Linked DNA regions of Mus musculus: all the other regions are linked to region 1. The links are chromatin loops, found by intact Hi-C in ENCODE. Cell type or tissue: left cerebral cortex. All regions are shown on one strand.

Region 1 (8,000 bases):
GGAGTTTTCCTTTATAACAGTGCATCGGGAACTGAGTCATTTGTCCCAAAGAGGCTCAGCAAAGGTCCACCAGACCTGTCTTGATTAATTTCTCAAAACCACACGAGGAGATTTGTCAATTATGCTTTCCAGGGTTGATTTGATCAGCCTCACACCTTTTCATGGACTGCGGAAGTTGCTCCTTGGAGCTCTGACTGATCAAAATGGTTAAGAATCGCCAGGCAGAAATGACCTGTGAACCAACTTCTAATATGACTTGAACTTATGTGGTTTAGATGGCTGCTATCTTTGAGATGCTGGGTGTAGAACGGTCTCACCCAAATTCTGGCAGCATTTCTGGAGGAGCAGGCAGGGAGCGGGCACTCAGTCTTTTTCTGCTGGTGGAAAGTGACAGACAGAAGACATCACTGAAGACAGCACAGAGAACACCCGAAGAACAATCAAGATTTTTTTTTCTTTTTCTTCCCATTTCGATCCTTCCCGTTTCTACAGCTGCTGTGACATTATGACAGTAATGTAGTTGTGACCTGCTATTTCAGTACACACAGATCTTATATTACTCCATATTATAGCAAATTACCTCTTTTTTTTGGTCCCCTAGGCTCTTTGCTGTCTAAGTGGAACCCTTGGTCCTGAGCATTAACAACAGCTAGCAGCTGGTTAGAAAGACTCAAAAGCTCTCAGTCCGTGTGCTTCAATTCACACACAGACGTCAAAGTGGAGAAGTAGTCCTTGAAGGACCTTGGCAGCCCCAAGGGAGTGGATTCCTTTCCTGTCTGCTTACATCACCCCCACCACCTTAGAGAGCCCGGAATTCTTTGAGTTTCTGGATTCAGGGATCTTATGTAATGACTGGCCAACAGATGGGGCTGGGCATCCTGGAGTTTCAAGGCTCCCACAGGAGGTTCAGGACTGGAGGGTTCTGCATCCGGAGGGTCCTTCTCTTTCTAAACGATTATATAGTTTAGACTACTATACTATTATACTTTTAAAATATTATGTAGGTTTTGTATAATACTTTTGCTGTAAAAAGAAACTAGAGAGTTCTTTACGTTTCTTCATTAAGTAACTTTAAGAACAAGTTTCTTGAACTTCAGTCTCGTGTCTGGCTGACCCTCCTTACTAGGCTCTTACTCTTAGATCCGATGTTAAAGACTCGAGGGGACAAACAGAAAATGAAGGGAGAGATGCTTTGTTTTTATTCTTTATTAAGATGAGCTAACTGCTCTGGTTAGCGTAAGCGAAAATAATTTTAGTTGTGAAGTTCAGAGGTCACAGGAAAATGGAGGTAAACTTATCAGAAAAAAACAGAGAAAAAAACCTGGTAAAGCGGGAATTTTAGATAAACAGTGAATACCTGTTTTATTCGGTGACTTAGTGTTTTATCAGACGGAGAGAGTTTACTCTGCTGCAGGCTGGCCTTGAACTGATCTGTGTAGCCTGGGTTGTTCTCAGGCTTGGAATTCTGCTGTCTCATAGTCCCAAATAGCTGGACATGTGCCACTGTGTTAACTTATTATTATTTTTTAATACAGGCCTCTCTAGTAGCCCTGACTTTCCTGGAACTCCTTATATAGACCAAGTTTGTCTTGAATTCACAGAGATCCACCTGCCTTTGTCTTTTCTTCTTCTTCTTCTTCTTCTTCTTCTTCTTCTTCTTCTTCTTCTTCTTCTTCTTCTTCTTCTTCTCCTTCTCCTTCTCCTTCTCCTTCTCCTTCTCCTTCTCCTTCTCCTTCTCCTTCTCCTTCTCCTTCTCCTTCTCCTTCTCCTTCTCCTTCTCCTTCTCCTTCTCCTTCTCCTTCTCCTTCTCCTTCTCCTTCTCCTTCTCCTTCTCCTTCTCCTTCTCCTTCTCCTTCTCCTTCTCCTTCTCCTTCTCCTTCTCCTCCTCCTCCTCCTCCTCCTCCTCCTCCTCCTCCTCCTCCTCCTCCTCCTCCTCCTCCTCCTTCTTTTGGGTTTTTGAGACAGGGTTTCTCTGTGTAGCCCTAGTTTTCCTGGAATTCACTCTGTAGACCAGGCTAGCTTCGAACTGAGAGGCCAAGTGTCTCTGCCTCCCAAGTACTGGGATTAAAGGCATGTGCCACTATGGCCCACTGCCTTTATCTTCTGAGTGCTGGGATTAAAGGTGTCTGTAACCAGACCTGGAAACTACATATATATATGATTTATTTATTTCTTTTATGCTATGTGTTGTGCTGGTTAGTCTCTGTCAACTTGACCCAAGCTAGAGTTATCTGAAGGGAGGAACCTCAATTGAGAAGCCTCCAGAAGATCTGGCTGTCGGGCATTTTCTTAACCAGTAACTGATGTGGAAGGGCCCAGTCCATTGTGGGTAGAGTCACTGCCGGGCTGGTGGTTCTGTGTTGTACAAGAAATTAGGCTGAGCAAGCCACAATGAGCAGGCCAGGAAGCTGTACCTCTCCATGGCCTCTGCATCAGCTCCCACCTCCAGGTTCCTGCCCTGAGTTCTTGTCCTGACTTCCTTCAGTGATGAACAATGATACAGAAGTGTAAGACAAACAAACCCTCCCTTCCCATCTTCCTTTCTGCTATGGTGTCTCATTACAGTAATAAAAACCCTAAGTAAGACATGTGTATTAGTATTTTCGGCATGTAGGTACGCACACCGTGTTCATCCATTGCCCACAGAGGTCGTCCGATCTCCCTGGAATTGGAGCTACAGACAGTTGTGAGCCTCCTTGAGAACACTGGGAACTGAACCTGGGTCCTCTGCAAGAGCAGCAAGTGCTCTAAACTGCTGAGCCACCTCTCCAGCCCCAATTTGTAACAAGATCCTACGGAAACACACGGGGCGTGTTTATGCTTGTTAAATCTGGCAATCTTGAGAAGTAAGCCACAGAAAAATGAAGACTAAAAAGGTCTATATCGTGAATAAAATTTGAACCTCAATGATGTGCTGTCAGGATACCCACGTAAAATACCTTTTATGGGACATTTTACTTATTATTTATTTTTTCAAAGAGGTAGGATCACAGTTGTGCATGACCACAGCCACATTCTCAAAGTCAGAAACATCTCAGGCACCGTCCTTCCTCCGTCTCCCAAGTTGACTATAGGCATGTGCCACTCCCTCCAGTCAGGACATTTTATCATTGAAAGAATAGTATATACTCCATGATCTCAGCCTCCAGGAAATCTCTGAGTGCTTTTGTCCATGACATCTCTCTGAGATGAGGGTGAACCACAAATCAAGTTTATGCATGCGGATTTCCATTTGTTATGTGCAAAACAAACCAAAATAATAATATTATCTTCACCCCCCACCCCACCCCTCCAGCATTAAAGAGGAACAGAAATAGGCCGCGTGGAGAGTGAGCTGTTGGAAGCGCTGTCCAGCAGCAGAGGGCGCACGCGCACCACCGATGAGCTTCCAGTCACACCCGATCCGGTCATTTTCTCAGTACTCTGTGCAGTTCAGGTTTTATTTAAATATTTATTTGAATCAACTTTGGCATGCAGCGGTGCAAAAACAGATTAGAAATTAAATGCAGGTCTAGTGCACTCTCCAGCGTCTGCATTTCCCTAAATGATGTATAGCTTTTCGCCTAGGCGCCTTGATTTAGGAAGTCCTTCGGCTCGGCTTTGACATCTGAAAGTCCTGTGCTTCCTTTTGTGCTTAGATCCTGGCGTTTTTTCCCTCTCGGATCTTCCACTGTGAGAAAGAGTCAAGGGTGGGTGGGTATTTATCAGGGTAGAGAAGCGAAAGTCCCAGACAGGGTGGGATTGCTAGGTGGGCTGACTTGGCTCCCAACTACAACAGGAGTCAAATGTGACAGTTCTGATGTCTGAGAGTGGTGAGAGTCGAGTTGATTTCACACACACACACACACACACACACACACACACACACACACACACAGGAACACACGCGTGCACACACACTACTGCTTAGTTCATACAATGTGTCCTGTATGCTGAATGTCGACAATCTCTGGACCCGATCACTTGGCATTGGATAACCAGTTGTGAGGCTTTTCCTTGGGGAAGACAATTTCTTTGGCTCTCAGTATTCCCAGTTGCTAGTCTTTCTTTGACTGCGGTTGAGGTACTGTGAGCTTTCCTCCTTCCACGTTAGCGTGTCCATTGCTGTTGTCCTTGTTAGGTAGCCATGTTGTTGAGACTCATGGGCACAGCCCCCTGGCAGTTCTAGGAGACACAAACCCCAGAAAACTTCTGCTCCTCTGGCTCTTCCAATCTTTCCATCTCTACTGCAATGATCCCTGAAGCTTAGGTGCCGGAATTGTGTTGTAGAGGTATCAGCTGGAACTGGACACAGTCAGGTCTCTTGTTCTCTGCGTCTTGATTGGTTATAGTTTTCTATAATGGTCTCTGTCTGTTACAGCAAAGAGAAGTTCCTTCAATGCGGGTGGGAGCTGCACTTATGGCCAATAAGGACTTTTTCAGCTCATTAGAATCCAGCAGTCTCAGCCTCCTATGTATAGTTATTTTGTTTTTGTTTTCTTTTTTCAGATAGAGACTAGCTGTGTATCCAGACCTGCTATGAATTCACAATCCTGCCTCGGTCTCGTGAGTGCGTAGACAGCAGGCATAACTCACCACTCCTGGCATTTTTGTGGTCCGTTGTTGGCTGGAATTTTGTCCATCATGGTCTGACTGTTATGACTTTGGTGTCTGACTATATTTGACTTCATTTCAGTCACATAACAACCTGATTAAGTAGTCGCTGTTTCTGTTTGTGTGGAGGGTCAGAAGAATGGTGAATCTAAGCAAAAAGGCAGTATTCTAATAAACAAAGCATACACATTAAACATCTGTTTGACACATTACTTCCTAAACCTGATTTTGAAAGATGTTGTTTTTCAAAGTGTGATACATTTCATCAATTTTGGAAAAAGTTGCACACTTTAACCCTTTCCTGGAATTTTACAACAAGGTTTTCTTAAGAAACTCTATCGCCAGCCAGGTGGTGGTGACACACACGTTTAATCCCAGCATTTGGGAGGCAGAGGCATGTGGATCTCTGAATTCAGGTCCAGCCTGGTCTACAGAGTGAGTTCCAGGACAGCCAGAGCTACACAGTGAGACCCTGTATCGAAGGTTCCCCAAAAAAGAAAAAAAAAAAACTACAACTGTGAAATACATAATTAATCTCATACAGTTTATATTTCTCAAACTTATTCGATTAAAGGATCCTTATTCTCTCCCAATTTTTCTTTTTACTAACATATATTGATTGTACAAAATAATCTGTGTGTGTGTGTGTGTGTGTGTGTATGTCATGTACTTTAATGACACTCCCTTAGGGTCCTCTTTCCCTGCCCCCTTGTCTTTGTGTCTTTTCTGCTTTTAAACAATCTTCCTTATACTTTTATATCTTAAAAAATAAAACCGGATTCTGCATTTGTCTTCCCGAGTCTATCTTGTTTCCATTAACACGATACCCAGTTCCATCCATTTTCCTGTACTTGATGTAATTTTGTTTTTCTTTATGGTTGAATAGAACTACATTGTGGATCGGCCCTTCATTATCTTTACGTATCCACTGATAGATACCTAGGTTGATTCCATGACTTGGCTACTGTGGATAGCCCTGAATACAAATGGGCACCCGAGCCTGTCTAGAGCATGCTGACGTAGCGTCCATTAGCATCTGAGGAAAAGGGGCCTCAGCATCCTACGATCTAAGATCCCAGGAGCAGACAGCTGGACCTCTCTGTTTGGTTTCGTCTCTTCCCTTCGTTTTTAATAGAACGGCCATCAGTATTGAGAAGCGTGTATCTTCCGCGGAGTATGGTTTGAGAGACATTTCCCTTCGTTTTTAATAGAACGGCCATCACTATTGAGAAGCGTGTATCTTCCGTGGAGTATGGTTCAGGGGAGCTCATTATGGCCGTCACGGTTAGAGGACATGTTTTCATCCCCTCGAGTTTACAGGCATTACGATAGGACCCAGAGATGTGAGATAGGTTCTACTTCAGAGAGAGGGATTTTCAGTTTAAAAGAGGAGGAAAACCTGCCTTAGGTTTGAATGGGAGCATGGTTTTAGTTCCTGTGGTATTGTTTCAGCATTTTTCAAAATAGGAGAGTGACAACAGACCACTGTTTCTACTGATGTCTGTTTTCTTTTTAAGCCGGGGAAGAACGTTGCTTGCTGGCTTCTCCCCATAGCTTGTTCAGCTTGCTTAAAAATTAAGATTTATTTGTTTTATATGAGTACACTGTAGCTGTCTTCAGACACACCAGTAGAGGTCGTTGGATCCTGTTACAGATGGTTGTGAGCCACCATGTGGGTGTTGGGAATTGAACTCAGGACCTCAGGAGCGAACAGCCAGTGCTCTTAACTGCTGAGCCATCTCTCTAGACCTTCTACTGATTTCTTTTTTTCTTCTCTCTCTCTCTCTCTCTCTCTCTCTCTCTCTCTCTCTCTCTCTCTCTCTCTCTCTCTCTCTCTCTCTCTCTCTCTCTCTCTCTCTTTTGAGACAGGGTTTCTCTGTGTAGCCCTGGCTGTCCTGGAACTAATCCACCTACTTCTGCCTCCCAAATGCTGGGATTAAAGGCGTGTGTCACCACGCCCAGCCCTCTACTGATTTCTTAATGTGGCTTTCTGATTTGCTCTCCTATTGAACAATTAGTATTTTCTTTAATTAATCCAGTGTCGCTGTGAAGAGGGGGGAACTCAAACACTGGATTTGAATAAAGAGTCATCATTGAGACTCACGCCCTAGGTTGCTGGCTTTTGTCCTTTTACACAGATGCACATAAATGCACATAAACACACATGCACATAATATACATAGGTGCACATAAATACACACACACACACACACACACACACACACACACACACACACACAATTTCATTGTATCAATGCATCTTGTCCTTGTGCCGTTTGTCAGACAAAGAAGGAAATTAAGGGCCATGTGCATTCTTCTAGGAAAAATTGTTACTTTTTATGACCATGTGTGCATGGACATTCACGTGGTGGTCAGAAGGCGTGATTGTGGGGCCCAGCTTTCTGTAGGTTTTGGAGGTGGAACTTGGATCATTAGGTTTTTCAGGACAAGTGCTTTACTGGCTGAGCCATCTCCACAGCCCGGACATTCTTGTCAGAAGATTGGTCAATGGATTTTGAGTTTAAAGAATAGACAATTGTAGGCATTTTATAGTAATACTGTTGGCTTGCAAGTTACGGCTAGCCGGAAGTCTCTACTCTTTTGTGCTGGTTAGTCTTGTGTCAACTTGACATACAAATTAGAATTATCCAAAAGGAGGGAGCCTCAACTGTGAAAATGTCTCCATTCAATTCAGCTGCAGGGCATTTCTTAATTAGTGATTGGTGGTGGAGGGCCCAGCCTATTTTGGGTGGGATCATCCCTGGGCTCTTTAAGAAAGCAGGCTCAGCAAGCCAGGGGAAACAAGTCCGTAAGAACCCCTCCATGGCCTCTGCATCGGCTCCTTCTAGGTTCCTGCCTGTTTGAGTTCCTGCCCTGACTTCCTTAGATGATGAATGGCAGCATGGATGTGTATGCCAAATACACCCTTTCCTCCCCAGTGTGCTTTTTGGCCATGGTGCTTTTACAGAAATTAAAAACCCAAGCTAAGACACCTTGCTTCTTTAGAGCTGTGCCGACGTCCATCTTATTCTGGTACCTTTTTATTTTTTTGAGACAAGAGCTTGCTGGCTGCCCGGATGCTTGCGGTCTTCCTGCCTCCTTGTGTCTAGTATGAAGACTACAGTTGTGAGGTGCCACGCTGAGCAATGTAGCATATATTACCTATCCCGGGGAAGTGAAACTAAGTCATTGTTACATTGTTGATAGAAGAGTTAGAAGTGAAACATTCGGCTGTGGCCGACTGTGCAAAAGGACTTGCTGGGGATGGTGAGCAACCTTTTGGGGGACTCAGTCTTGAGATACTGTTTTCTCCAGTACTCATGTGATGTAGCAACAGCATAAAGGGTTTCCCCTCGTGACCAACCTCACATAAGCCGGTCCCTCACTCCTCCCAGCATCTCTTTGAA
Region 2 (8,000 bases), 540 kb after region 1:
GCTCCTTGGGTGCTTTCTCTAGCTCATTCTTTAGGGGCCTTGTGTTCCATCCAATAGATGACTGTGAGCATCCAGTTCTGTATTTGCCAGGCATTGGGCACAGGAATGAGAACATATTCACAGTGACGAGTCTTGGGGATCGGGCATCCAGTTACGTCTTTATAAGAAACTTATTAGAACTATTTACTCTCCAGCTTCCTGGCTTCTCCTCACCACCTAGCATACTCTGTATACCCAGAACTCCAGTGCTCATGGCACCCAGCCAGATGCCAGGACGGGAGGCAGATGCTTGCATTACTTCAGGGCAAGAATTCCAATGCCACTCTGCTCTCATTAGCCACTGCCAAGGGATGGGCTCAATGCCTTTTATTTACAAGTCTGTACTTCCCAACTGAAGGCTCTTTACTCCTGGCTAGAGACCATGCGGACATCTCTCTAGTAAAGAAAGACCATCCTCTCTGGATGTGTGTACACTGCAGCTGTCTTCAGACACACCAGAAGAGGGCATCGGATCCTATTACAGATGGTTGTGAGCCACCATGTGGTTGCTGGTAGTTGAACTCAGGACCTCTGAAAGAGCAGTCAGTGCTCTTAACCACGGAGCCATCTCTCCAACCCAAGAAAGACTATTCTTAATGGAACTCCAATCTACCAGTTCTAAATGCCAGTTTTATCCTGTTCCTTCCTGATAGAGTCACCGATTACAAGAACTTTGATTCACTTTAGGCAACCTTTACACTGCTGTACAGATGGGAAAGTCAACCCCTTGCTTCCAAATTTAGCTCTTACAAAACATTGTTTGGGTTCTTTCCTGACACATGTGCTCCCAGTTCAGAAAACAAGTATGTGGGAGAGAGATTGTATTTACAAATGTCCTCCAAATGGTGTATGCAACCAAGGTACTCTAATAACACATGTTATCTGTGTGCTCTGAAATGGCTCATGGAGAATGCACAGACACTGCTGTGTGCTGAATGAGGGAAACCTAACATTGTTTCTTCACAAATGACAGCTGGCTGGTGAAGATCCGTGTCTCTGGCCAGTAGTCTGCTCAGTTGTTTGTAGGCATATTATTCTGATTTAAAAACAACAACAATAAAAACCTTTTTGAAAAGAAAAAGAAAAGGAGGGGAATATCCAAAATATACCAGAAAGTATTCACTAAAATGAAATACATTACAACAAATACAAACAAACAAACAAACAAAGGGACGATTTGAATTAAGAAATGAAGGCATACTTTGTTTGCAAATATATTATTGTGTTCATGTGTGTGCGCGTGTGTTCGAGTATGTGCATGCTTTGTGTGTGCAAATGCATAGGCCAGAAGAAGGACCTATGATTCCCTGAAGCTGTAGATACTAGCACTTTTGAGCCACCCAACGTGGATACTAGGCACAGAATTAAGTACCCTGCAAGAACAGAATTCTCTTTCAATCACTAAGCCATCTACCTCTCCAGCTCATTTTAGTAAGAACTGTCATTAAACCCATGCCCTCTAGAGAGTACTGAGTCCCCTGTGCCCATCACAACAGGTGTCTGAGGTGAGTGCTGTCCTTCTGAAATCTATGCCTATGTGATACCTCAAATGTGACCTTTACAATCTGTATAGATGTGACCACTTTTAGGATGAGGCCACAGTGTGCTATGTTGGACCCTAATCCAATGATGAAGATGGAAATTTGGACTTGGGAGATGTATGAGAGGCAGGGAGGAGAGAGGGAGAAAGAGGAGGGGGCAGATTGAGTTGATATGGATGCCAGTTTAGGAATTAGGACAGTCAAGGTTGCTGGCAGAAGCCTGAAGAGTAGAGGAAGGACCCTTTACTGTACGCTTCTGTCATTATGGCCCTGGGGAATGTATTAGTTTCCATTTTGACTTCTGGCCTCTCAACCCTTGACAGAGAAAATTAAGTTTTGATTACTGGATGTCTGTATTAACTGGTTAGAGTGTCTGGGGAGGACAGTGCACGAGAAGAAACAGCTCTGGAGGCCTTGCTGAAGTTTCCTGTGGAGAGGCCATGCTAAGCAGTGCGGGGTGGGTGTGGATATTCTACCAAGTGAGGCAGCTGTACCTCAGAGCACAGAGTGCCAGTCACTCATATTGATGGGCTTTGTTTAGTCTCTCTAGATAAACCTGTAGGATTCCAGAGAGAGATTAAGAATAAAAAGTATAAAGAAGAACCATAAAACACAAGAGCAAAATTTATATACCTATTTATTTTTATTCGCACTTCATCCTAAAGAGGATTTAGAGTTCCTTTCATGGAAGCACACAGTAGAAGAAGGGGAAATAAATTAAGAAATGAGAAAGATGAAACAAAGGGGAGGGGGAAACATTCTGGTAGAAAACACCAGCAACAAAGCCACAGAGCACAGCCCTGTCCTCTCACCCCCCGAGTATGAGTAAGGCTCTCCAGCATGAGATAATACCAAATCCGAATTTTTCTCTAATTTGTAAATTTTCAATGGAAATTTCAGGCTGTTGCTCCAAGTAGAAACGAGCTCTAATTATCTCTCCGATTTTCATATGATTTTCAATAAGTCAGCATTACTGCTGTGGCTGATGAACTGGAAAGCCCAGAAAAGCAGGCTCGACTTTTCTGTGCCCTCTGAATCCTTTGAAATGTTTTAGAATCACTGTCTTTGAAGGATTTGTTTGTGCAGAGAGAAAGAAAAGGAGAGGTTGGGAAATGGTTTCGTATACTGTTGTGTCTGATCTAGTAAACTCCGTGTTCAGGCTTGCTATAGTGGCTAAGTCGGCCACCAAAACACCACGGGGGTTACCAAATGGCTCGGTACTGAACTTCTCAGGGCTCACTGGATATCTTAGCCCCACCCAAAAATGTATCCTGCTACATCTAACGGAGAAACAGTGTGAAAACACACAGAGAACACTTTTGTAAGATCGTCTTCTTTAAATGTCTCCTGCTTGGGGGACATCACTTGGGAATCAGCTCTATGCAAAATACCTTGTAATAACCTTTTCTGTGGAGATAGGGACCTCTAATCATATTTCAACCGCGAGATACACACACGTGCTTCAAGTTAAGGGAATTCTATTTATGCAGTTCTGAGTGTCCTTGTGGGGGGTGGGGTGGGGGAGGGAATAACTTAGGGAAAACTTTCTGCTGTCAGACAACCGTTCTCTTTTGTATAATTGTGCATGGAAAGCAAATAATAGTATAGTGCATGATTTAATGATTTAGGCATTTATTAATTCATTTTTAAAAAAGGAACCTTGAGGGTGGGGGGAGTTAAAAGCAAATTTCCTGCAGCAAGGAAACGAAGCCCTTAAGGTTATCCAGTTCATTTATCGTTGGAGTTAATTAAACAGTGACCTGGACTTTTCACACAGTAATTACTCTTGATGAAAAATTAACTACAGTCTTCCAGTAAGAAAGCACACACAGCAAGTTGTTAGAGGGTGGCTGGCCTGACCCAGGACGCTGGCTCGGCGGCCACAGTTCCTGTAGGTGGCAGTGAAGCACCGCACGAGCCGCCGGCCTCGGCCCAGACTGCGCATGCGCTACGTGAAGGGCAGGCGCTGCCCGGAGCATGCTCTGCCCTCAGGCCAGCAATTTCACTAAGTTCCTGGCTACCTACTCAATTTCATAGCCGCATCTAAATGAATCTTTTCTGAACTCAGCAGAAATACAAACTGCTCCTTCATATACCCCAAATTGTCCTTCTGGTGGAGCTGGAGCTGGCTTCTGTTTTATTTTTTCCTTTTTTTTTGAATTTCAGCATTGGCCTTATATGGAGGGAGTGGGGTGGAGAATTAGGGCTAAACCCTCCGCTTGAATTGTCAAAGCCATTTAGCTTAGCTGTGGCCCAGCCTGCTTAGGGGGAAAAAAAAAGTAAATCTATAAACTGAGGATCACAAACCTGCCCTACCCAGGAAAGATGTCCCGGAAAGCCCATAACTAGATTTCTTTCTTCTTGTGTTTTTCTTTATTCTGCTGCTTTCCTTCCTGCTATTCAAAAATAAATAAAATCCCCTACTCTGCTCAAAAGGCCAGGATGATTAGAATTTACACAGCAACCAAAACCATGAGTCATCTAGGTAACTTGCAACTTTCAATTTGGCAATAGTCTGATTCTATTTTATTATTATTATTAATATTATTATTGTAACTTGTTTTCCTGTTTGACCTTAGATCGGGGTTACTTGATAGTGTAGGGTGATGAGGATTCTGAAACTGTGTGGGTTTCTCCGTCATTTCAGGCAAAATTTCTCTCTCCTGCTTCCTGCCTCCAGTTTCCCATTCTTTTGGTGGCAAGAAGATAGACTGCACAGTGTCTCCCACATGTCTCTATGTCATGTTGCCTTGGGTCACAATACCGACTGTAGATGCGAGAAGAGTAACCCCCCTCCTCCAACCTCTACCCTGTGCACAGATATATCTAAAATGATTCCTGGGACTTCACTGTTGATATAGCTTGTACAAAAAATTTTATAAGCAAGATCCGGCAGAAAATAGACAGTCAAAGCAATTTATGGACTAAGTAAGAGGTACACTGGAAATAAAATTGAAGTTTAAAGACAAAGAAACTGGGGAAAGAAAAGACAACGGTCTAACTAACAGTCCACAAGGCATCAGAAGGGTTTAAGAAAAACACATCTTGACGTCTGGGCGCTGAAGGAGGTAGGAAAGGGGGTGACTGGTAGTATTGAGCCAATGCCTCTCAGAATTGGAAGAGCGGCAAATCAAAGAAGATTCTGGGAAGATGAAGGATGGGGCCTGCCGTTGAGCATCAGGGAGATTAGCAGAGCAGAGAGCTGGAGCCATGGTGAGTGGTAAAAGAAAGATTGGGGAATCTGGCAAGGGTGGCTGACCGGGTACAATTACAGGGTTGACAAATGGGCTGAGAAGAGAGAGGGGTTGAGAGATGGGGGGGGGGGGGGCATCTTAGAGATCATCCACAGTAAAGCCAATGCTTTTGTATTCTCCAAGGCTTTAGATAAAGACACATTTATGTGGAGTAAGAAAGAGCTCGTAAGAGGAAATTCTATGTTAAGAAATTTCCACTATAATAAAAACCACACATCTACCAAAGTGGGTGATAGCTCTGTGAGCCCTATGAGTCCAAGACCTGATTAAAATCAACAGGAGTCTAGAACTACTACTAACGAAGAGGAAGCTAGCCAAAAATGTCAGGGCTTCATTCAAACTGCAGTACGAGGTGGAGTTAGTTCTCTTTGTTTGATATTAGTGATGGAAGCACAAACCACCAGACAGGAAAAAGCCGCTTCACAGCACATGCACACATGCATGATACTGGGACTTAGCCACTCTAATGCCGCCATCTTGAAGAAAAGATAATTCTGGTGCAAACTTCATATAGATTTCTTTAGACTCCTTTAAAATATTTGAATTTCTAAACTACGGACCCGGTGGACATTTTAACTCTAACAAAACCCACAGAATAAGGCAAGTCTTAGGAATGGATGGAGCTTTAAGCATTGGGAGAGGGGGACCCAATGGGGGAGGGGCGAGAGAGAGAGAAAACGAGAGCATGAAGAATAGGATGTGGAGAAGGAATTGGCTGAAGCTCAGGGATGAGGAAGGTACAAGGAATGCTCACTGCATCAGTACACGGAGGTATGGAAACTGACTGACTCGGAGGAACCGCATCTGAATATCTGGATGAACACGAGGCTGCCTCCAGTGAGCCCATCTGTGTGTATTGGGACATTTCATTTTGACTTTTAAGTGTCAAGATCAGTATATTCAAGTTGGAATTTTTTTTATTGTTTTATGATACAAATTTTCTTTTACCATCTTAGTCTCCTTTTCCTTCCTTCCTCCCTTCCACCCTTCCTTTCTTCCTTCCTCTCTCCCTCCTTCCTTCCTCCTTTCTACCCTCCCTACTTCCTTCCTTCCATTCTTTCTTTTCTCTTTCTCATCCTCTTTCTCTTCCTCTTTCTCTCTCTCTCTTTCTCTCCTTCCTTCCTTCCTTTACTTCTTTCTTTCTTTCTTTCTTTCTTTCTTTCTTTCTTTCTTTCTTTCTTTCTTTCTCTCTCTCTCTCTCTCTCTCTCTCTCTCTTTCTTTCTTTCTTTCTTTCTTTCTTTCCGTCTTTCCTTCCTTCCTTCCTTCCTCCCTCCCTCCCTCTCTCCCTTCCTACCTTCTTTTTTTTTGTTTCCCTTCCTTGTTTCTCCCCCCTTTCCTTCTTCCTGTAGTTATTTCCTATGTGTCTTTGTTCTTCCTTCTGTTTGTGCTAAGTACTTTGTTAATCCCACCCTATGTGCTAAGTACTTTTTTGAGTACCTAAGAAAACTGTACAAACTCTGAAATACCAAATACTGGGAGATTTTCTAAAGATGGTTCAAATAACTCATTTCCAACCCACCAAATACTGGTCTTCCCCCCCAACACATTTAAGAGATAGCAATCATCATTTTACATATCCACATAAAAATTCCAGCTTATGTAATAAAAATAGAACAAATGTTTGCATTTAGTGTTTTACAATCTTGGACACTCCCCATCCTTTGTCCTCACAGATTGTATGTCAGTGAGAAACAATGAAGTAGAAATTCACTGGGAAAAGGAGCCCCCCAGAGCATCTGTGCTTGACTTGGTGGCTCATCTGTCAGAGGCACAGATTTGATCAAGTTAGTGAAAAATAAGTTAACCCTGTTGCAGCTTTGGAAGCTGGTTTCTTGTGCAACCTGAAGAAGACAGAGCTCAAGCATGAACACCAATTCTCAGATAATCTCATGGCTACCGCTGCATTTGAAGTGAGTTATCAGATTCCTTCTTATCCCACCAGCCAGATGGATCTGTCCTCACATCATGTGTGTCCACTGGAAATGAATGTGGCTGCCATTCACATAGTCCTACGGGAAGGTCCCTCAGGGAGACTAATCATTTAATATCTGAAAGCAATCTTGTGGAGCCATGATGTGAGGATTACTCCAGACAGCTGTGCAACAATCCACAACTCACACAGGCAGACATAGGTGGGGACCTTGACTGTGGATCAGCAGTGTGGCATTCTTAAACGGGTTTTGCCCACTGCCAACTTGAGTGATTCACTGGTATTTCATGCCAACCTGTTCAACACATTACAAACCTGTGACGATGTTGGTCGCCCTTTACTCCTGTTTCTATTCAGGCCCATCTTGAGAATTACAGTAATCAGTAGTCTCAGACATCTGTCCATAGTCTTCAATGACCTAGGCTTTTTTCCTTGGACCAGTGGTGTGACTTGCTGCTTCAGAGTCTCCTATAACTTAGCTCACTTTATTATTCTAGAAGACTATAGGATGATAAAGGACCGATCAAGTTACTTTTTTTCTTGAATATATGTAGTAAAAATATATAAACAAATATATGATGGTCACCATTTATCCATCCTTAAGATGTTCACTACGAGAAGAAACTAAATCTAAGGTGTTCAAGGCTGACTGGGAGACAAGCGTCAAATCTGAAGGCTAGATGGTTAAGGGCTCAGACTTCTTTTTCAAAGTAATCACTTTGAGTAGTTTCCCCAAGCCATATAAAAGTTACTCAATTTAACTACCTACTATTAAGAGGATCCTATAAATACTGAGAGGAGACTGAGGCCAATGAACTATTTCAGCTACTTTCATAGCATACTAATTAGCCACTTTGCCTGACAAAACTCCTTATTCTAAGATGTAACCATAAAATACCCTTTAAGCAAATTTTAGTGAAAATTTTCATCTAGAGCTTTTAGCACCCATGGGCTGTACTATCTATTATGGATCCACTTATTCGTGAATATAATGATACGTGAATGTTAGAATTAATCTCTCCCTCGTGAAACGTGGTTTGCATCTGTACACAGATCATAAAGTTAATTTTGCTGTGTGGCTCCAACAAATTTCTCATTTATTAGAAAACTACTGCTTGCTAGGTGTAGGGTTTCAGGTTGCATGTGGTCATAAAGACCCATACCATCTCTTCCTTCTAGATGTTCCTAGCTTCATAGACAGGGCTTGGGTAATTTGAGACAGTGGATATGTAAAC
Region 3 (8,000 bases), 1.1 Mb after region 1:
AACGATTTCAGGAAAGTGAATGGAATTAAGAAATATGCAACTTGCTCTTCCAATAAAAATCAGCATTTTTTAGAATGAACACAAACAGCTGGTGAAGGGCCTGCTGTCAAATAATGCCTGATGACTGCTCAAATATTGATGATTTCCCTCTATTTTTCTGATTATATTTCGATGCTGTCTTAGCTGAGAGTTCTATATCTTCATCTGAAGGCTGCTAGCAGAATACTGAATTTCAGGCAGCTAGGATGAGGGTCTTAAAGGCCACACCCACTCCAACAAGGCCACACCCACTCCAACAAGGCCACACCTCTAAATAGAGCCATTCCCTGGGCCAAGCACACACAAACCATCCCAGATGCCATTGCAGGAGAATGGCTTCTACTTATCTTGAAACAGAAAGACATGTCAAAGTCATATCCCCAAGTGAAAAGATCCTTTAACAATTTTATTAATTTTATTTCTGTCTATGTGGGTGCCTGCTCCTCTACAGAACGCCACATACATACAGTTGCCCCGAAGAAGTCAGAAGAGGGGCTCAAACCCCTGGAACTGGACTTCCCTGTGGTTGGTTGTGAGTCGTCATGTAGATGCTGGGAACTGGACCTGGGTCCTTTGCAAGAGCAGCCTGTGCTCTTTCATCAGGGAGCCATCTCTCAGGGGAAGTAGAAAATGTGACCAGCAGAGGGGAGCACCTCTGACACCATTCACAAACATGTCCCACCCTGACCCCAGCACACACACGCACACTCACACCAAATAAATAAAATGAAAATGTAGTGTAAAATTTAAAAACCATGTTCACAAATAAATGAAGTCCTTTTCTGTCTTCTTCTCCCCAAAGTTAATTGGGTCCTTAGATGATTTATAGAGGAGTCTCTGATATAGTCTATGGTAGAGTTAAAGTTGTGAATCCTCTTATTCGGAGAAAGATTGAAAAAAGATAAGGTTATATACAGAAAGTAATTTAGCAATCATTTTCAGAATCTGTTTCCCTTTTTTTTTTTCCTCCCTCAGATATTGCGTCTGAGTTCACACTGGTTTCTCTGGCTCTATCCCAAAGAGCGGTTCCAATTGTGCCAATGATAAGGTGATGTATCCTCCCCCGCCCCTTTCTCTCTTTTTCTTTCGATCTATCTCAACCATGCATCTATCTCAACCACGTGGAGGAGAAAGAGGACAGCCTGTTCCTGTGGGGATTAACCACTACATTCCAGGTGTAACCGTGCAAGGTCACATGTCATAAATACATGATCAGCTGCAGCCACATAATCTCAACACTAAAGACAAATATTCGCTAAGGAAAACAAAACAAACAAACAAAAACAAAAAAACAACGAAAAACAAAAAAACTTTGTGAGGAAAACAAAATCCAAAACAAAAACAGTGTCAAAAGAACCCCTGTCAAGTATCCCCAAATCGGCCCCTTTCCATTCCGTAGGAGAAGAATTTCTTTTCCCTTTGTCTCTATGAGGTTCAGAACCTGGGACTGCTGTGAGCAGACAGCTTAAGCAGACATCATACATAAACTTACTTCATATTGTTTTTAGGTGACCCCAAGGAAGAGATCAGCTTACATGTTTGATGGCAGACTTGATGACGAGTGGAGAATCAAGGAAACATTTGCTAGATCGAGTGTGCAATAAAACAAAACAAAACAAAACAAAACAAAACAAAAAAACAGTTTACAAAGCTGGGGGAACTCGCGGGGCCTCAGCTCAGGCATCTCTGGCTGCTGGCCACAGTCCTTCCTGTCCCTAGATCCAGACAGGGCAGCCCTCAGCTGATGAGAGAAGGGTCAGAGACATTTCTGCTTGTCTAGTCTCAAGTTTACTCCCTTGTGCCACGGCACCAAAGATTAGCGTAGCACGCTCCTGTTAGTCCAGCCCTGGTTTTCTTTCTTAAAAGAGAAAATTTAACAGAAGTTTTTATTTTTCCCCCCCGTTTGTTGATTTCTTTCAAGAAAGGGTCAAAAATTTATCTTCAAAATACTAGTTGTAGAGATGCATACAAATAACAAAAAGAAAAAAAGAGAGAGAGAAAGAAAGGAAGGAAGGAAGGAAGGAAGGAAGGAAGGAAGGAAGGAAGGAAGGAAGGGGGAGAGAGAGAGAGCTAGGGAGAGAGAGAGAGAGAGAGGGAGAGAGCGAGAGAGAGAGAGAGAGAGAGAGAGAGAGAGAGAGAGAGAGAGAGAGAGAAAGAAAAGAAAAGAAAAAAGAAAAGAAAAGAAAAGAAAAGAAAAGAAAAGAAAAGAAAAGAAAAGAAAAGAAAATACAGATTTTTAAAGAGCCAGCGAAATATCATCTCTTACTTGGCTCACTTTTAAAGTTAGAGGATTGTACAGAATGGCGCCTGTGTGGCTGTGCGCATGCGCACTTCCCATCCCAACTTTGGGTAGAAGAGATTCTCCCCTATAGAGGGAGAGAGAGGAGCTTTGCATCTGTTGAGGCAGGGCTAAGTCAGTGTGAGAAAGTCAGGAGCAGCCGCACTTGACACCCACTCTTGTCAGTTCAGGCCACTGAGGCTGAGCAGAAGGGACGCTGGGCCTTGTCCCAGATGCTGGGTCTGAGACTCGAGATTTCCCTCTGCCCGCCCCTCCCCCATAGCCTTCCTTTGTTTCCCTGGAGGGTTATTTATGTTGCTAATTCAAGACTTTGACTTGTAGGATAAACCCATGCTGTGTGTTTATAGAACAGGCAAGGCGGAACCCTGGGTCCCTTTGATTGGAGATGATTTTCACATGTTTCCTGGTTCCCCTTTTGTGAAGATTTATCTTCAAACTCGAGACTTCCCTCCTTCTCACTTCAGACTTAAACTACTTAAATCTAGAAAAATAAAATTGTTTAACTGAACCTACTTCCCTAATAACTTTAGAAGAGCCAGCCAACAAATTGTTTACTTGAGAGGACCGTAGCCTTTTCTTCCGCTCTTCAATCACCCTCAAGGAGAAGGCAGATGTGAGTGGCTGGGACCTGGTGGAGCACGTGGGCGCGTTTGCCCAGCGTGGTGGGTACCGCCCTCTGTAGGGTAAAATTAGGCTTACTCGAATCTGCTAGATTGTCTTGCCCTCTAGTGGTCAGTACAAAAAAAAAAAAAAAAAAAAAAAAAACCACACACGAACATTGCAACTTGCAATGACTGTGTCTTAACGTTTACTTATAGGTAGGCGAATCGAATTATTATTGAGTTAAATCAATCTGCTATCATGCAAGATAGCACATATAGTTGGGCTTACGTGTACGTTTTTATGGGTGGAGGATGGATCCCATCGCCCTTTGCAAACTAAGATGTGCTTAGCCACGGAGCTGCGTGTCCCAGAACAGCATCATGTTTTACTGAATTAAATAAATTAAATGGCCACTTCCAAAATTCCTTAGGGGATACATTACAACATACAATTGTACATGTTGACGGAGCACCATCTTACACTGTTGTATGTACACATATCACATAATACGAAATCCAGACGCATCTAATTCCTCACACACGTATAATTTGCTTATCATGAGAACAGACAGGATCGTTCCTTGGAGCTTTTTAAAACACACAGTGCTGTTGTCATCCAGTGACCCCACTGGGCAGCGGCGGGCCAGATTTTCCTTCTCCATAACTGTACATTACTGCCTGTTAGCCAACATTTCTTAACCCACCCTTTCCACTCGCTCCAAACACCTTACCCTTATTTTCTATATCTCATACAGATTCCATTTATGAATGAACTCTCGAGGCAGTTGGCTTTCTGTTGTTGGCTTATCTCATTTAACATTACAATCTCTGGTTTTTCATCTGTGCTTATTTATTTATTTATTTATATTTTTGAATGATCACATTGTATTGTGAGTGACAGAATAGTAAGTAATCCACTTTAATATTCACTGTATCCATCCATCAACCATGAGAAACTTAGAGAGTTTCTTCAGCTTGGCTCCCATGGATAGCATTTGTCTTAGTTAGGGTTTTACTGCTGTGAACAGACACCATGACCAAGGTAATTCTTATAAGGACAACATTTAATTGGGGATGGTGTTTACAGGTTCAGAAGTTCAGTCCACTATCATCAGGGCAGGAGCAAGGCAGCATCCAGGCAGGCATGGTGCAGGAGGAGCTGAGAGTTTGACATCTTCATCTGAAGGCTGCTAGCAGTATACTGACTTCCAGTCAGCCAAGACAAGGGTATTAAAGCCCACACCCATAGTGTTACACCTACTCCAATGGGGCCACACCTCCAAATAGTGCCACTCCCTGGGCCAAGCACATACAAACCATCCCAGCATTTCAGTGAACATGAGAGTGCAGATGTCTCTTCAATGTGCCCACTAAATTCCCTTTGGATACCCAGTAGTGAGATGGGTGGATCATACAGTAGTTTTATTTTATGGAACCCCAATACTATTTTCCATAATGGGTGTATTAGGTTATATTTCTAGCAATGGTGCACCAGGGTTCCTTTCCTTCCCATCTTGACCAGCATTTCTTGGTCTCTTGTTACATTGATATCAATAATTCTTATTGGAGTAATACTCTGTAGCTCTGATTTGCATCTCCCTGTTGATTAGCAATATTGATGTTTTTCACAACCCATATGTCATGTATGTTTTATTTTGATGTATGTGTATTAAACTGTGTGTTTGGTTCCAGACCCCCAAAACAAGGGACTGAGGTGCATATTTTACATATTAAAGCGGACCTGGCCTCCAGGTTCTCCCTACATCCCTCAGTCCCTACCTTGCATACCCCTCCTCCAACCCTGAACTTTCCAGCCCAGAGCTGGGCTGCCCTTCCCCTAGAGACTCCTCCTTATATAATCCAGATCTCCCCCTCCCCCTCCCCTCCCTCTCCTCCCTCTCCCTCTCCTCTCTCTCCTCCCTCTCCCTCTCTCCCTTTCCCTCTCCTTCTCTCTTGTCCTTTTCTTCTCTCCACACACACACACACACACACACACACCTTTTTGTCCTTTCTCTCTTTCTTCTGTGCAACCCCCTCCCCCTTGTGGCAACTTCCCTGGCCTCTTTCCTTGGGGCAAGAGAACTCGCCTGCCTGAGAGCAGCTTCCCAATGAACCTGCCTTTAATATATTCTAATCTGGCTTGAATTGGCTCATTTCACTGGAGGAGAAATAACCTATCAGAGAAATAACCTATCTCTGTGTTACTAAATTATTTTTAGAGAAAAATATATGGGAACTTCAATAAAAGCACACAGTATATAAAAGTAAACTGTAGTATAATAACTTTGTTTACTTTAGCACTACAATGCAGTGTAGAGACATAAAAAAAAAAGAACAGAACAATACTGACATATCTGGTGCTGCTCCAGTGTCCATGAATACATACAAACTTTGGCCAGTTGATAGAGGGCTATAGTGTGTAGATTTTGCTACCCTGCTTTAAGCTCTAGGTGGACCATGCTACCAGCTCCACCCAGGTTCCCTCAGATCCATGGATGAAACACACACATACACATTAGCTTACACAAACACACACACACACATACACACACACACACACACACACACACACACACACACACACACTAGCTTATCTTTGATACACTTTAGTTCAATGGTTGGGCTCTTAGACGCCTTCCTCTGCTATCACATTATGACATTCGAATATCCCATCTGCTACCCCAGGCCCAGTTGAGAAAGTGGCCAATGACCACTCTACACTAGATCTCACATGGCTGTGGCTCCTCCAAAGCATGGTGAAAACTTTCTCCCTTTGCTCTGCTAGCCTGCCTGCAGGAAAACTGGAGATCCCGCCCATCTATTCTGCCCAGCTCATTGGCCATTAGTATCTTTATTGATTGATCAAGAACCAATTGGGGAAGAGGACCTTCAGGGTTTACATGCAGATTCCCAATCAAAACATCAGAACCACCTCCTACAGAGGGTGTCCTCCTGTGTCCTCCTGGTGCCCTCCAGGCCCTGTGGCCCTTACATTCCTTTGCCTTCTTTTCCAAGGGTTTCCCTGAGCTTACCTGTTACTATTGCTATGATCTAACTTTTGGAGTGTGCTATGTGTTTATAAAGTTGTCAAATGTTCTTTCTTCTTCTGAAGGCTTCACATTGTCTCCTTTGCTGCTAAAAAGCTTGATAGAGTCATCTTTGTCTATTTTTCCTCCCATCTCTCTTTTGAAATCTTCTAAGTATTCTTTTTCATTCCAATATCTTGTACATTTCCCCCTAGCCTTTTTTTTTTTATAGTTTCTGGTCTATATTTAAGTTACTTGAACTGGTTTTTGTAACTGCTAAGAGATAGAGGTGCAGTTTTATTCTTCTGAAAGTGGTTGCTCAATTTTTGGGACACTTCCTGTGTCCTAAGTGTGCTCTTGGTTCTCAGGAGAGAACCAGCTGGCCGTAGATGAGTCCTCTATGCATTCTATTCAGTTTCTCTCACCCATTTGCCTCTGAAATGGAAATTTATCGTTTCTTCGGAGACTATTACTTGTGTCATGTAATATTTTTCTGGAAACTGTCTTATAAGGGGATGGTTTTGTTGAAGTAGACACATGGTGTTTTTTCTGGAAGCAGCCTGGAAAAGGGGCGTGTGATGTTTTGCTAGAGCAGACACTTGAGAGAACACGTGATGTTTAGAAAGGGTATAAATATAACCCAATGGACAGTGGACGATGCTGGGTGGTAATAGTTTGCCTTGCCATGCTTTGCTGATCATTTTTGAGCTTTGTTGACACTGGTCTTCGTTGACAATGCTCTATGGTATTGGTTCACCTCATCACTCTTTGCTGGCCATCATTTGTTATGACTTCATAGACAGAATTATACCAAAGAACTTCCATTGGCATTCCCACAGGCTTTTGCTGCTTCCGAACGGTAGAGCCTCTTCCAGTTTCTTCTGGATTGAACTGCTGTTGCTGATTCATGAAGGGTATCTGCGAGGGGCTCTAGCTTCAGTTGCTGATTCCTGTGAACTGAACTGCTGATGTCCTGACAACACAGACTGGATTTGCTCCAAAGAACTATCTCTAAACAGGTCCACATCCTCCTTGGCCCTATTAACCTTTCCTTTCCACTGCCTCTGGCGGGTGGTGGGCTAGAAGGGAGGTTAAAACATTTAAGCACCCTTATGAAAAGTAGGTTTTGAAATATCTAAGCCTATATGCCTCTTTTACACCAATACAATGACTTGATGTTTACAAAAGATTTGTTCTGTCTAAGCCAGAAGATATGATGCCAGAAGATATATGTTCTTTTTACTCAAGTTTGTTTTGAGTATTTAGGGCTTCTTGTGGTTCCATATAATTTTTGTAGGCTCTGTAAAAAAATTAATACTTCAATAGGTAGTGCATAAAATCTGTACATCACTGTCGCATCCCACTTGACCAGCAAGAAAGACGCAACCACCCGTTCTTCTTTTTTTTTTCCATTTTTTATTAGGTATTTAGCTCATTTACATTTCCAATGCTATACCAAAAGTCCCCCATATCCACCCACCCCCACTCCCCTGCCCACCCACTCCCCCTTTTTGGCCCTGGTGTTCCCCTGTACTGGGGCATATAAAGTTTGCAAGTCCAATGGGCCTCTCTTTCCAGTGATGGCCGACTAGGCCATCTTTTGATATATATGCAGCTAGAGTCAAGAGCTCTGGGGTACTGGTTAGTTCATAATGTTGTTCCACCTATAGGGTTGCAGATCCCTTTAGCTCCTTGGCTACTTTCTCTAGCTCCTCCATTGGGAGCCCTATGATCCATCCATTAGCTGACTGTGAGCATCCACTTCTGTGTTTGCTAGGCCCTGGCATAGTCTCACAAGAGACAGCTACATCTGGGTCCTTTCAATAAAATCTTGCTAGTGTATGCAATGGTGTCAGCGTTTGGATGCTGATTATGGGGTGGATCCCTGGATATGGCAGTCTCTACATGGTCCATCCTTTCATCTCAGCTCCAAACTTTGTCTCTGTAACTCCTTCCATGGGTGTTTTGTTCCCAAATCTAAGGAGGGGCATAGTGTCCACACTTCAGTCTTCATTCTTCTTGAGTTTCATGTGT

Evidence for each region. Peaks named below come from ENCODE experiments on the same cell type or tissue, not always from the same donor. Only the 100,000 strongest peaks of a DNase experiment are listed, where the experiment ranks them.
Region 2: a loop joins it to region 1, with 4 times the contacts of the local background. A loop is called at or near these places in 2 of 42 quality-filtered maps.
Region 3: a loop joins it to region 1, with 2.8 times the contacts of the local background. A loop is called at or near these places in 7 of 42 quality-filtered maps.

Annotation. Positions count from the first base shown.
Region 1 is chr10:126,865,214-126,873,213 of GRCm38, reverse strand. It overlaps a transcript of Atp23 not described here. Among named protein-coding and RNA genes, the nearest start is that of Gm24179, 29 kb to the right of the region's middle. In left cerebral cortex, CTCF peaks have their summits at 3,159 and 3,367 (motif pointing right); a DNase peak (open chromatin) is centred at 3,384; H3K4me3 peaks cover 360 bases; H3K27ac peaks cover 259 bases.
Region 2 is chr10:126,326,260-126,334,259 of GRCm38, reverse strand. No RefSeq gene overlaps it. Among named protein-coding and RNA genes, the nearest start is that of 1700025K04Rik, 42 kb to the left of the region's middle. In left cerebral cortex, a CTCF peak has its summit at 3,462 (motif pointing right); a DNase peak (open chromatin) is centred at 3,493; H3K4me3 peaks cover 527 bases.
Region 3 is chr10:125,720,503-125,728,502 of GRCm38, reverse strand. No RefSeq gene overlaps it. Among named protein-coding and RNA genes, the nearest start is that of Gm36884, 20 kb to the left of the region's middle. In left cerebral cortex, a CTCF peak has its summit at 3,024 (motif pointing left); DNase peaks (open chromatin) are centred at 2,606 and 2,987.